2 separate regions of the Homo sapiens genome follow, and region 2 is linked to region 1. A link is a contact called in ENCODE Hi-C data. All regions are on one chromosome and are shown on one strand. The core of a region is the stretch at or near the end of the contact, and the rest is flanking DNA. Distances in the headings are between cores, read along the strand shown.

The links. Hi-C counts contacts between places; a loop is a spot of excess contacts on that map. Pooled maps may share reads with other maps.
Region 2: a loop to region 1 is called in a pooled map, with 8 times the contacts of the local background. The contact joins the promoter of NCOA5 here to the promoter of PIGT in region 1. A Hi-C loop is called at or near these places in 11 of 50 pooled maps.

The regions. Positions count from the first base shown.
Region 1 is chr20:45,414,513-45,421,558 of GRCh38, forward strand. PIGT (phosphatidylinositol glycan anchor biosynthesis class T) reads left to right here and starts at 1,629. Exons shown (of 12, transcript NM_015937.6): 1 at 1,629-1,831; 2 at 2,005-2,182; 3 at 4,340-4,467; 4 at 4,783-4,883; 5 at 4,992-5,078; 6 at 5,624-5,711; 7 at 5,820-5,917; 8 at 6,016-6,181; 9 at 6,871-7,046. The coding sequence starts at 1,645. LOC107985405 (a long non-coding RNA gene) reads right to left here and starts at 3,871. Exons shown (of 2, transcript XR_001754640.2): 1 at 3,702-3,871; 2 at 1-2,305. RefSeq lists an enhancer at 5,098-5,157.
Region 2 is chr20:46,088,697-46,095,070 of GRCh38, forward strand. It overlaps NCOA5 (nuclear receptor coactivator 5), which reads right to left and starts at 1,266. Exons shown (of 8, transcript NM_020967.3): 1 at 1,121-1,266. RefSeq lists enhancers at 1-552, 490-699, 553-1,366, 1,380-1,429 and a silencer at 870-1,219.

The DNA.
Region 1 (7,046 bases), core at 379-2,878:
AGACTGTTCATGAAATCCTTCATGAATGTGTTTCCCATAGGGCAGGTGGAAAAACTAAAGCATGACTTTAACTTTGGAACTCCGAAAAAGTCAATAAAAAGACAAGCCAGTAAACAAAGGGGTGAGGGTGCAGAAGACTTTAACAGACCTTTCACAAAAAAATAAAAATTAAATTAAAAAATAAATGGCAAATAAGCACATGAACAGATGCTTAACATTTTTAGTTACCAGGGAAATGCAAATTAAAACCACAATGAGCAAACACTACATACATACCCAAGTGGTCAAAACTAAAAAGTACAAAAAATTAGAAACTTCAAATGCTGACCAGGATGTGGTACAATGGAGACTCATAGTTTATGGAAACATAAAATGATACATTTTGGAGAAAGGTCTGACAGTTTCTTATAAAATTAAACATACACCTGCTCTCTGACCCAGCAATTCCACTCTTAAATACCTGGCCAAAGGATATGAGAAATATACGTCTACAAAGGAGCTTGCACAGACAGCAGCCTTGTTAATAATAACCAAAAACTTTAAAAGTGCCCATCAAGAGTTGAATGGATAAATTAATAATACTACGCAGTAATAAAAAGAATTGTGGATACATGCAAGAACATGGATGATTCTCAAAAACATTCTTCCCATGAGAAAAAAAAAAGCCTTACACAGTATACATACTATATGATTTCATTTATATTTAGTTCTGGAACAGATTAATCTATTGTGGGAAAAAATCAGGGTACTAACTGCCTCTGGAAGGTGATAGAGGAGCAGGGATTGACTAGGAAAGGGTATTGCTAATTTTCTGGGGTTTTAGGAATGTTCTGTATCATGATAGGAGTTCGGGTTACATAGGTGTGTGCATTTGTCAAAACTCAGTGAATGTGTACTTTGGATTTGTGCATTTCACTGTATGTGAATTTTACATCAAAATGCAATCGAATACTGAACTCTAGTTAATTATATGCATGCTTAACTACTTAAAGGAAAGTGTACTAATGTCTGCAATTTACTTTGAAGTGCACCAAAACACAAGATGGAATGATGGATGTATAGACAAATATGTGGTAAAGTACAAGTATAGTATAATGTAAATAGTAGAATCTAGGTGGTGGAAAATAGGTTTATTGTAACAGGTGCTCATTCTTTCAATTTTGTTTGAACATTTTCGTAATAAAAGAACCACTTATTTGGGGGTTTTGCAGCAAATGGAGACACTAGAAGCTAAGAGGGGCAGGAGGTTCCTCTTACTTTGGGAAATGCAAATTAAAACCACAATGGTTTTCCCAAAAGTAATTGATCTTTTTCAGTCAATGTTTCCTCAACTATCAAATGGGTAAAATGGCAGTGAAGGAGCTTCATATTATTAAGCATTTCCTGGTGGGTGGAATACGCCATGAACTAGGTGCGGCCTCAAGCTGGTTACTCGCCCTGCCTACTCCCTCTCGTGTCCTCCCAGTACCCCCTTAGACCCACCAGCTCTGAGGGAATCTTCGCGACCTGCGCAGGCGGTCGCTCTGATAACCGCATCCCGGTTTCCGGGACGACAGCGGAAGTCACTTCTCACACGCCTTTCTTATTGGATACCGGCTTTTCATGGGGCCGAGCGCCGCTGGGTAGGCGGAAGTAGCCGCAGGCATGGCGGCGGCTATGCCGCTTGCTCTGCTCGTCCTGTTGCTCCTGGGGCCCGGCGGCTGGTGCCTTGCAGAACCCCCACGCGACAGCCTGCGGGAGGAACTTGTCATCACCCCGCTGCCTTCCGGGGACGTAGCCGCCACATTCCAGTTCCGCACGCGCTGGGATTCGGAGCTTCAGCGGGAAGGAGGTGAGGGCGCGAGATCTGACCAGGGAAAGATTTCCGTAGTGCCTGCTGGCTGGCCGGCCGTGGGATGAAGGCAAACTTTGGGGGCGGGGCCTAATTCCTGGGTAGAGTTCGGGATCCTGGGTGTGGACCCCGACGAGGTGGGGATCGTCACTCACCTGCTCCCGTTTCCCCAGTGTCCCATTACAGGCTCTTTCCCAAAGCCCTGGGGCAGCTGATCTCCAAGTATTCTCTACGGGAGCTGCACCTGTCATTCACACAAGGCTTTTGGAGGACCCGATACTGGGGGCCACCCTTCCTGCAGGCCCCATCAGGTGCAGAGCTGTGGGTCTGGTTCCAAGACACTGTCACTGAGTGAGTGCACACCTTGGGCCCTGTTGCAGGCCATGGAGGGAATGTGGCTGGGAGAGTGTTGTCATCCTGCCACTGCTCTTGGGGACAGCACTTCCAGTAGGCAGCGATTCCATGGGGGTAGAGCTGGCATTGGAAGTAAGAAATGTTACCACAGATGAATAAACTTCCCAATCCTAAAACTTTCAGACCTGAGGTAGCACATGCATATCCCTGGAGAGGCAAATAGCAAACAATTAATGCTTATTTGGAGGTAAGGCAGTAGAAAACTGGCAACTGGATAACCTTTTAAAAGGCATTCATTAATATTTTTTAAATGATAATAAATACCACGAAAGCCAACCATAACATATCTGTGGGTTACAACTGGCCAACAGGATGCTACATCACAGTGTTAGAGGAACTGCTTTTGTTTGGGAGGGGGCAGGTCTAGTTACTGTGCCTACTACAAACCGCTATTTCCCAGTGGCTGCTGTGGCTATCCTGTTTAGAATAGAACCTTTCTGTGCAGTGGTTGCAAACAGGTCTACATGGGCCACACAGGTAAGGAATGAATAAAGGTATTTTTAAAATTGACAAACACAGGAATGAGAAATATATCTCATTTTCCTCTTAATCCCACTATAAGAAATCAATAGTGCAAGTATGATATAACAAGTTTTAGGGCAATAAAAAGGAGCAGCAGGAATTGTGGCAGGCTAGAGAGTTTGTGTGACATTCTAACGAGGACAGCTCTGCCACTCAGCTTCTATGGATTGTTGCCATGTGGGAATAGAGGCCTAATGTGGTCAGAGTCAAATGTTTCTAAAAATTTTTTGTAGAAACAAGGTCTCACTATATTGCCCAGGCTGGTCTCGAACTCCTGGGTTCAAGCGATCCTCCTGCCTCAGCCTCCCAAAGTGTTGGGATTACAGGCAAGAGCCACCACACCTGGCCTCATTTTTCAAGAGATACCAGAAATCTGGAATTTAATGTGAAAATTGGCAAATTCAAATATCAGCAAGTAATTTAAAAATTTTTTGAGTGCTGTGCGGGTCAATGTTGTGCATACCAAATGAAGCATGTTTATGGTTTGAGTAGAGCTTTCCGGCTTCAAGTTTGCCATTTTTATTTGAGGCTTAAGGATTGGAGCAGTTGAAAAGCTCTGAACATAGAATTATCAAAAGCTCCTGGACAACACTAAGGAATAAGGAATAAGCAGTAACTCCCCAGCTTGCCAAGACTTTCTCTCTTGCCTCAACTCTGGCTCCCCTACCCTTTCCTGTCTACTCTGCTGTCACTGTCTTCCCTCAGCCCGTAATTGCCTGAAATGTGGAGCAAATGCTTAGAATTCTTTCTAGTGCTTATTAAGTTTTATGCTTTCTCTATTACTGAGAGCAAATCTCTTTTGATATTTCTCCAAGAAAAGAACATTAATTTAATTTGATGTTTTTATGAAATCCTAGAACAGTTGTTTTTCCCATGTTCAGTGAGCTTTTTTGGATATAAGACTTCTCACCATGATAGTAGAATCAGGACTTACCTTTATTCCCAGAGTATACACAGGGTAGTATGCATTGTTTTGCCCAGCCCAGCACATTCAAGGAAGATCAGTGAGCTCATTTCAGCTCTGATACATGAGGCGCTTTCCATGGTGTCAGGGGAAGTACATAGATGACCCAGACTGGTCCTTGTCCTCAAGTTGCTTACAGCCTAGTTAGGGAGAAAAGGTGGTCAGGACACGATGCTGCTGCCACCTAGCCATCTCCCAGGAGGGACCTAGTAAGATGCTTGGATGGTCAGAACCGTGACTGCACAGAGGAGACTGTGCTTAAGGAGGGCAGGAAAGGCTTCGTGGAGGGGAGGTAAGCACTGGAGCCGGATCATGAAGGTAGGCAGAAAGAAGTTAGCAAAGGCTTGCAAGGAAGGAAGAATCACCTGAGCAGAGACCCATGGGGATGCAGAGATGTCCAGAGGAGAGTGAGGAAGAAGGGGCTGAGTAGGATGAGACCCAGCAAGTGGGCTGGCTGGGGGCAGCAATGTTCCAGCTCCATCAACTGGCCCGTCTAATAGTTAAGAATACAGCCTCCTCCTATCATAGGTTTAGCAGCCAGCTGTGGACTTTGAAAGAGGGAGCAGAGGTAGCCCCAGGACAGTGAGTGGATTTGTGTCTCTATCCAGTGTGGATAAATCTTGGAAGGAGCTCAGTAATGTCCTCTCAGGGATCTTCTGCGCCTCTCTCAACTTCATCGACTCCACCAACACAGTCACTCCCACTGCCTCCTTCAAACCCCTGGGTCTGGCCAATGGTGAGATAACCCCTACAGCCCTTTCCTTCTTCCTCTTACCTCCTGCCCAAACCTTTGCCTCCTTTTCCCTCAGTTTCCTGCTTCCTCAGCCTGGGCTAGATCCTAAGTCCCCTGTGTGTGCAGGCCCCCAATACTGTGCCATCTCTGCATGCCTTTTCCCAAGGAGAGAAGGGAGTCCTACTCCCAGTTGGGACTGTCCAGACTGTGGTGCTAGAGGTGGTGTGGGGAGCAGGAGGGTCATTCCCATCTCTGGAATGTGGATCCCGAGGGGTCAGAGCCCAAGGCCCACCCCAGACAGACCTCTGTCTCCCTCAGACACTGACCACTACTTTCTGCGCTATGCTGTGCTGCCGCGGGAGGTGGTCTGCACCGAAAACCTCACCCCCTGGAAGAAGCTCTTGCCCTGTAGTTCCAAGGTGAGGCCGCAGAGCCTGGCAGCCGGGGGCGGGGGGTGTATAGAGAACCTGCGCCCCATGCCAAGTGCTCCATACAGGGCTTCTCTTATCTCTTTCCATCTCCTCCAGGCAGGCCTCTCTGTGCTGCTGAAGGCAGATCGCTTGTTCCACACCAGCTACCACTCCCAGGCAGTGCATATCCGCCCTGTTTGCAGAGTAAGTCATGGGGAGTAGAGGAAGCTGCCATCCAGGGGCTCAGAGAAGGTACATGTAAAGCATGTGGTCAGTGTCTGGCTCAGGCTGAGTGAGTACTGAGTGGTAGATGTGATGACGGTTATTCAGGGCATTGGCCAAGCACCAAGAAAACAGTGGTTGCCTAGCAAGCACTGAATAAATATTTGTCATGGAAAATAGTGGTTCAGAACAATAGCTATGCGGGTGCAATTGCTAGCTCAGTCACTTGCCAGCTGGCGTAACCTTGGGTGAATCATTTCATTCCCCTGAGCTTGGTTTCCCACCCTGCCACATGACATTGATAGTAGAATCCACTCCTAGGGTTGTTGTGATAGTTTATCAAACTGATGCACATACAGCTGTCAGCACGGGGTCTGGCACGAGGTCAAGTGCTCAGGAGTGGGTGGTAGCAAATCGATGGATGTGAAGATACATAGATGAGGGATTGAGTCTGAGTAGGAGTCTTTTTGGGGGCTGTGTGGTGAGAGTGATACCCCCTCACTGCTGCCATCTGGCCCTTGTGATAGAATGCACGCTGTACTAGCATCTCCTGGGAGCTGAGGCAGACCCTGTCAGTTGTATTTGATGCCTTCATCACGGGGCAGGGAAAGAAAGGTAAGTTACCTTGGCAACTCATCTGTACCCACCCATGCCAGCCCTGCCTTATCTATGTGGACTAGGCCTAGGCCTGGCCCCTGCTCAGCCCTGCGCTCTGTTTCTCAGACTGGTCCCTCTTCCGGATGTTCTCCCGAACCCTCACGGAGCCCTGCCCCCTGGCTTCAGAGAGCCGAGTCTATGTGGACATCACCACCTACAACCAGGTAACAAGGTCTCCAGCCACACACACAAACACACCGCTGGTCCCCAGGACCAGCCTACCCTCTCTGCTTGCTTCTTAGCCCTGCCTTTGTGTCCCCAGGACAACGAGACATTAGAGGTGCACCCACCCCCGACCACTACATATCAGGACGTCATCCTAGGCACTCGGAAGACCTATGCCATCTATGACTTGCTTGACACCGCCATGATCAACAACTCTCGAAACCTCAACATCCAGCTCAAGTGGAAGAGACCCCCAGAGAATGGTGAGTGGGTGGTTGGTTGGACTGCTGGGTTGCAACGGCTACAGAGAAAAGACTCACAATCCCACGTCTTTGCCGTTAGATGATTGGGTTGTATTTAGACCAGATTTCCAGAGTCATATGCTGCTGACTGTAGCTATTCCAAGCTCTACGATTTTGGGTAGGTTCCTAAACTCCCCAAGCTTCAGCATCCACATCTGAAAAATAGAGTATACTTAGCAAATTGGATGAGATGATGTGAAAAATGGAGTTAGTTCATGCATTTGCTTAATCAACCAAATACTTTTGAATTCATACTAAGTGCCAGGCATAGAGTGTTGAATAAGACAGAGGACACTGCACTCAAGAAATATAAGTCTACTAGCTAGGGCAGGTGTCAGTTAATTAATTACAGTTGTGTTCAGTTCCCTTACCAAGGGAAAGAGCAGAATATCCTGAGAGGACCTGGATTGGGTTCGAAGGGGGCACGGTGTTCGTCACGTAAGCACTTCAATACTAGCAACCTATTGTCATCATCGCTTGTTGGCTGGGGAAGACAGGGATGATTCCAGAACCCAGATTGCCCAGTTTCAGTGGCAGGGCTGTTCCCCATCTACTCACTGGCTTGGGACTCTGAACATGGCCTGGGCAGGTGGGGTGGGGAGTGATTCTTACCTTTGGCAGCTGTTAACTGTTGATATTTCTTTACACAGAGGCCCCCCCAGTGCCCTTCCTGCATGCCCAGCGGTACGTGAGTGGCTATGGGCTGCAGAAGGGGGAGCTGAGCACACTGCTGTACAACACCCACCCATACCGGGCCTTCCCGGTGCTGCTGCTGGACACCGTACCCTGGTATCTGCGGCTGTATGTGCACACCCTCACCATCACC
Region 2 (6,374 bases), core at 16-2,515, 670 kb after region 1:
CAGTTTACAAGAAAGCTGTTACATTATCCCTGAAGAGCCCAGGGCATTCATAGAATCTGCTTTGCCTCAGGAAAAATTCTGTGCACAGAGTGCAAGCCAGAAGAACCACAATTAATCAGCTACTCCTCGGGCAGCGTTTCCCAAAGTGTGGAACGCAGAATAATTTCAGGAGGAACAAGGACGCACTGTTTATTTCAACAGACAGATATTTATTTTTTTTATAAGCATTAGAAAAATAACTGGCTTTCCAGTACCCGGTTTGTGATTGAAGTTGCCGCCTTAAATATATTTAAGGAGAAAAAAAGAGTCAGTTTGAATTTTTTAAAAAATGTAACATTTGGTAAATAGCAGTACAGATGGTCCACGGACATAAAGGTGCAACGCGAGACTGAAACGTGTGCAACGCCGTCCTAAGAGAAGCCCCTCGCCCGCTGGCGGGGAGCGGACAGTGCCCCGCGCCGGGAGCTTGGAAAGCCGGCCGGATCGGACGCTGGCGCTGAGCTACGTGGTAAACCCGGGAACAGTTCCTCTCCCCGTTCTCTGGGCCCGAGGTCCGCGCCTACAAAACGCGTGGGGTGTCACACCACAAGGAGACACCCCGAGAATGCGGTCAGGGGCCGCGAGACGGTGGCGGGGGACAGCGCTCAGTACACCGCTCGGCGCTGCACGCCTGGAGAACGCCCGGTGCCACGGGACGCCTTGGGCCCGGTTCGAATCCCGACTGCGCCACTGACTCGCTGAGGACCCGCGGGCGAGCGACTCCACCGTTTCGACAGGGGGTGCGGGATGTGCGGCTCAACCAGAGAAGCCTTGAGGACTCCTAGTGACCGACCGTTCGTGCACAGACAGGCGGCTGCGATGCGACGCCGCCGACCTGCGTCCACCACAGAGAACCGTAGGCCGCCTCGGCCGGCCGGGCCTGGGCCTGACGGGAGCCGGAGGCGGCCGCGCCCCGCACCGGGCATGCGCAGCACCGCGCGCACCCGGAGAGGAGCCGAGACCGTGGCCGCGCGTCGAGTGGGCCTTCCCGCCTCAGCCTCCCCGTCCGGCCAGGCCCCCCACAACGGCCTGCCCGTCAGCCCCACGCCTCGGCTGACGGCCAGCGCTTCCCGGCACTCACCGCTACCAGCGCGGCGGGCTCCCGGCCGCTCCTTCGCCTCAGGCCCGCCGCTGCCGCCTCCGCGTCGGCCCACCTGCCCGCCGTAGGACAAAGGCGCCACCAACCGACCGGCGCGGGCACGAGGCAATGGCGGCCGGGCGGAGAGTGGAGATGGGGGCAGAGGGCGCGCACGTAGCGGCAGGCGCGGCACTGTCGCAAGACCGCGCGTGTTTACGGCAGGGCTGAGTTGGGGCGTCGATCTCCTTGGCAATGAGGGCCCGGGAAGTGGCTCTCGGGCGGGAGTTGAGAACGCAGGGAGTTGCCTAGCAACAGCGTCCTAGGCTGAGGATGGGCCCCACGGTGGTCGCCTCAGCCCCCGCCCCAGAGTACTTTTTTTCTGTTTTCAGAGCACATTCCCTCCTCCCTAACTGTGGGAACAGAACATTCAAATCCCCAAATACCTTGATTTAGTCTTGCATAAAACTGAAAGCAAAAACCCCAAATCCCTATACACGTGTGTATTGGAGAATATATATAGTCCTGTAACCTCCGGACCACAAGGAACAAAGAGAGCAGAAAGGTGGAGAAAATGTTGTATTTAAATTTACATTTAAATAGGCTCTGTACTCTATTAGTTTCACTGACAAGCGGCAAAAGGTTTCTGGAGATATAGTCACAGGTTCTTCTTGAGTTATTTATTCTTGGAATATTCGTTCAACGTCAAAAATTTCCCGGAATGTAACTGTTGACCGTGAAGCCTGTAAAATGTTGTACTGTTCATTTCATGTATAGAATACATTTGTCACAGGGAATGGGATTTGCTCACACAATAGTAAATGCACTCTATTAATCACAGCCATAGCTATATTAATCAGGTACTCTTTTATTAGTGTTGGAAACGCCTCAGACTCCATGGGGTCTAGTTCTTCTCCTTGCGAATATTGCCTACTAAGAAAAAATGGTGCCTGCGGAATTTAAACACTACAAGAAGCCAGATTTCTTTGACATCTACCCCTATGCTCACTCCACTCATTTATTCACTGAATGTTTATTACATACCTACTATGTAGCCCTATACTTATTATATGCCTGCTTGTTAGGCGCTGTTATGAGCAAATGCAGACCCTTTTCTGCTATCTTTGAGATTACAGTCTGGTGAAAGCATTAGACGAATAATCACACTTGAGTGTGTAATTGCAAACTGAGATAAACGCTGTGATGGAAAGAAATAGGGATTCTCAATGGTTGTAACTAGAACTTTAGTTTACTCACAGGCAAAGTGGGTTATTCCAATTCCCACTTTATAAGACTGTATGAAATTAGAAATGAAGACATAAAGTCTGTCAAATAATGGATACCCAACAAATGTTCATTCTTATTCCTTTCCCTCCAATATAGATCCTAATACTATGAAAATTTAAGAAGAATCATATTAATTAGATGATTAAGATAACCAAGCTTAGGGAAAAATGTTGGTTTAGAGGTGAGTGGCAGTACCTCAAGTGGGTAGTGGACTTTAGCCAAAAGATGTATTCAGTGACTTGTGTATTAAGTGTTTAATGAGTGTTTTTTATGCACTTGATTTTGTGGAGAGTAGAGAGTAAGGTAGACAAAATCCTTGTGCTTAGGGAGCTCATGGCCTATTAGGGAATATGAGCAATAAACAAACGATAATATATAGTGTTTGATGAGTATTTTTGATAGAGGAGCAAGTTAATTTTATGAAGAAAGATTCTTGTAGGGAGGCAGGTGCTCAGGACTTGGTGACTTCTTATTTAGATGTTTGCTTTACATAATAGGTAACATCTATTGTGTGCCTACCATGTGCTGAATCCTTTACACATATCATCTCATTTAATCCTCACAACCCTATTGAGAGGTGACAGCGTGCTGGCAGCCCTCACAGCCCTTGCTCACTCTCGGTGCCTCCTCGGCCTCGGCGCCCATTCTGGCCGCGCTTGAAGAGCCCTTCAGCCCGCCGCTGCACCATGGAAGTCCTTCTCTGGGCTGGCCGAGGCCGGAGCCGGCTCCCTCCGCTTTCGGGGAGGTGTGGAGGGAGAGGCACGGGCGGGAACCGGGGCTGCGCGCGGCGCTTGCGGGCCAGCTAGAGTTCCAGGTGGGCGTGGGCCTGGCGGGCCCCACACTCGGAGCGGCCGGCCCGCCCTGCTGGCCCCAGGCGTGAGAGACTTAGCACCCAGGCCAGCAGCTGTGGAGGGTGCGCCGGATCCCCCAGCAGTGCTGGCCCACCGGCGCTGCACTCGATTTCTCACCGGGCCTTAGCTGCCTCCCCGTGGGGCAGGGCTCGGGACCTGCAGCCAGCCATGCCCGAGTCTCTCCGCCCCACCAACCCTCCTCCCTCGGGCTCCTGCGCGGCCTGAGCCTTCCTGACGAGCGCAGCCCCCTGCTCCAAGGTGCCTGGTCCCATCGACCGCCCAAGGGCTGAGGAGTGCCGGTGCACGGTGCGGGACTGGCGGGCAGCTCCACCTGCGGCCCAGTGGAAGATCCACTGAGTGAGGCCAGCTGGGCTCCTGAGTCTAGTGGGGACTTGGAGAACCTTCGTGTCTAGCTAAGGGATTGTGGGTGCACCAATCAGCACTCTGTGTCTAGCTCAAGGTTTGTGAACACACCAATCAGCACCCTGTGTCTAGCTCAGGGTTTGTGGATGCACCAATCCACACTCTGTATCTAGTGGGGACTTGGAGAATCTTTATGTCTAGCTAAGGGATTGTGAATGCACCAATTGGCACTCTGTATCTAGCTCAAGGTTTGTAAATGCACCAATCAGCACTCTGTCTAGCTCAGGGTTTGTAAATACACCAATGGACACTCTGTATCCAGCTAATCTAGTGGGGACGTGGAGAACTTTTGTGTCCAGCTCAGGGATTGTAAACGCCCCAATCAGCACCCTGTCAAAACGGACCAATCAGCTGTCTGTAAAACAGACCAATCGGCTCTCTGTAAAATGGACCAATCAGCAGGATGTGGGTGGGGCCAGATAAGCGAATAAAAGCAGGCTGCCTGAACCAGCAGTGGCATCCCGCTCGGGTTGCCTTCCACACTGTGGGAGTTGTGTTGTTCTGCTCTTTGCTATCAATCTTGCTACTGCTTTTTGGGTCCACACTGCTTTTATGAGCTGCAACACTCACTGGGAAGGTCTGCAGGTTCACTCCTGAAGTCATTGAAACCACGAACCCACTGGGAGAAACAAATAACTCCAGACGTGCCACCTTAAGAGCTGTAACACTCACCTGGAAGGCCTGTAGCTTCACTCCTGAGCCAGCGAGCCCACGAACCCCCCAGAAGGAAAAAACTCCGAACACATGCGAACATCAGAAGGAACAAACTCCGGACACGACGTCTTTAAGAACTGTAACACTCACCATGAGGGTCTGCGGCTTCATTCTTGAAGTCAGTGAGACCAAGAACCCACCAATTCTGGACACACTGTAATATGTGTACTATATTCCTATTTTACAAATGAGACAATTGAGGCCAGTTAATTTGCTTGTCCCACAGAGATTATGTGGCATGGCCAGACTCACTGAACCTGTGCGGCCTGATGCCCAAAATGCTATTGTAACCACGAGTGATACTGTCTTCTGGGATAAGAGGTTCCCTTCCAAATCAGGGGGTACCTGATTGGTGTAAAAGCCTGTAACCCTTCAGAGGTGAGCACCAAAGTTTGACCAGGAGATAAATTGAAAATCTGCTACAGTGGAGGCCATCTGATTTCTGTCAGATAGATCTTTAAGCTCACTGGCTGTTAAAATTTGGTGTACAGTGGGTTACCCCTTACTGTAAGGGAAGAAAGGTATAGTTTAAAGTGTGGCCAGTACTAAAGAACGATGTGTGTTTCCTAGAACATATGAGTAGGCCTTGTGGTTTACAGGACAGCCAAGACAGGGCAATGAGCAATTCCACTCAAACAGCAAACTGGAGGGGGCAGCATTTGGTGCTCAGCAAATACCTGTTGAATGAAGAAAAAAAAAGAAGAAAGAGTAAATTCAATACCATAGTCAATAGTGGAGGAATTTTTTTGAGATATCAATTTGGTTTTATTTTAATCTGGTATTTTTCTTAGTATTTCAGACTGCTTTATAGGATGAAGCCAGATACGTTTTGGGTAATGAAGTGGTGATTAAAAAGTGTCTAAGCAATGGGCTCAGGAATATCCCAGGAGAGAGAACCAGAGGGTCTATGATAAAGAAAACATGTAGTTTTTTTTTTTTTTTTTTTTAAGGACAAGATTACTGCAGAGAATCAGAAAGTAGGATCAGAAGGCAATCTTGAGTAAAACCCTTCCATTTTGACAAATGCAGGGCATAATATAGCCTCAAAATTTTGATTTTTAAAAATTAATTTTTTTAGAGACAGTCTCACTCTGTCAAGGCGATCAAGCCTTGACCTTCTGGGCTTAAGTGATCCTCCCACCTCTGCCTCCTGAGTAGCTGGGACTACAGGCATGTGCTACCATGCCGGGCTTTTTTGGGTAATTTTTGTAGAGACAGGGTTTCACCATGTTGCCCAGGCTGGTCTCAAACTCCTGGGCTCAAGTCATCCTCCCTCTCGGCCTCCCAAAGTGTTGGGATTACAGGTGTGAGCCACTGCACCCTGCTGAATCTCACTTTTGTATTGGTGATGAGCGGCTGGCCTAAAGACCTATTCTATTTTTTTTTTTTTTTTTTGAGACCGAGTCTCGCTCTATGGCCCAGGCTGGAGTGCAGTGGCACAATCTGTGCTCACTGCAACCTCCACGTTTCAAGCAATTCTCCTGCCTCAGCCTCCCGAGTAGCTGGGAGTACAGGCGCCCGCCCCACGCCCTGCTAATTTTTGTAGTTTTAGTAGAGACAGGGTTTCACCATATTGGCCAGGCTGGTCTGGAACTCCTGACCATGTGATCCACCCGCCTTGGCCTCCCAGAGCGCTGGGATTACAGGCGTAAGCCACCGCGCCCGGCCCATGAAGACCTATTCTAAACGCCAACAGCACTCAGATGCAGCCTGAGTTTGCAAAAACACTTTCAGGAATACTTTGCATATCATCTGACACAACCCAGGAGAGGAGAAACCTAGTACTTAAGAGCGGCAGCTTTGGTGATAGAAGTCAGAATAGAGGTTAACTCTGGGGGCATAGACTGGGGAGGAGCTTGAAGGAACTTTCAGGAAGATGGAAATGTTCTATATCTTGATCCCATAGTGGTTACATGGAATATGTACACAGGTAAACGTCTATAGAGTCATGGGTTTAAAATTGTGCATTTTACTATATGTAAAGT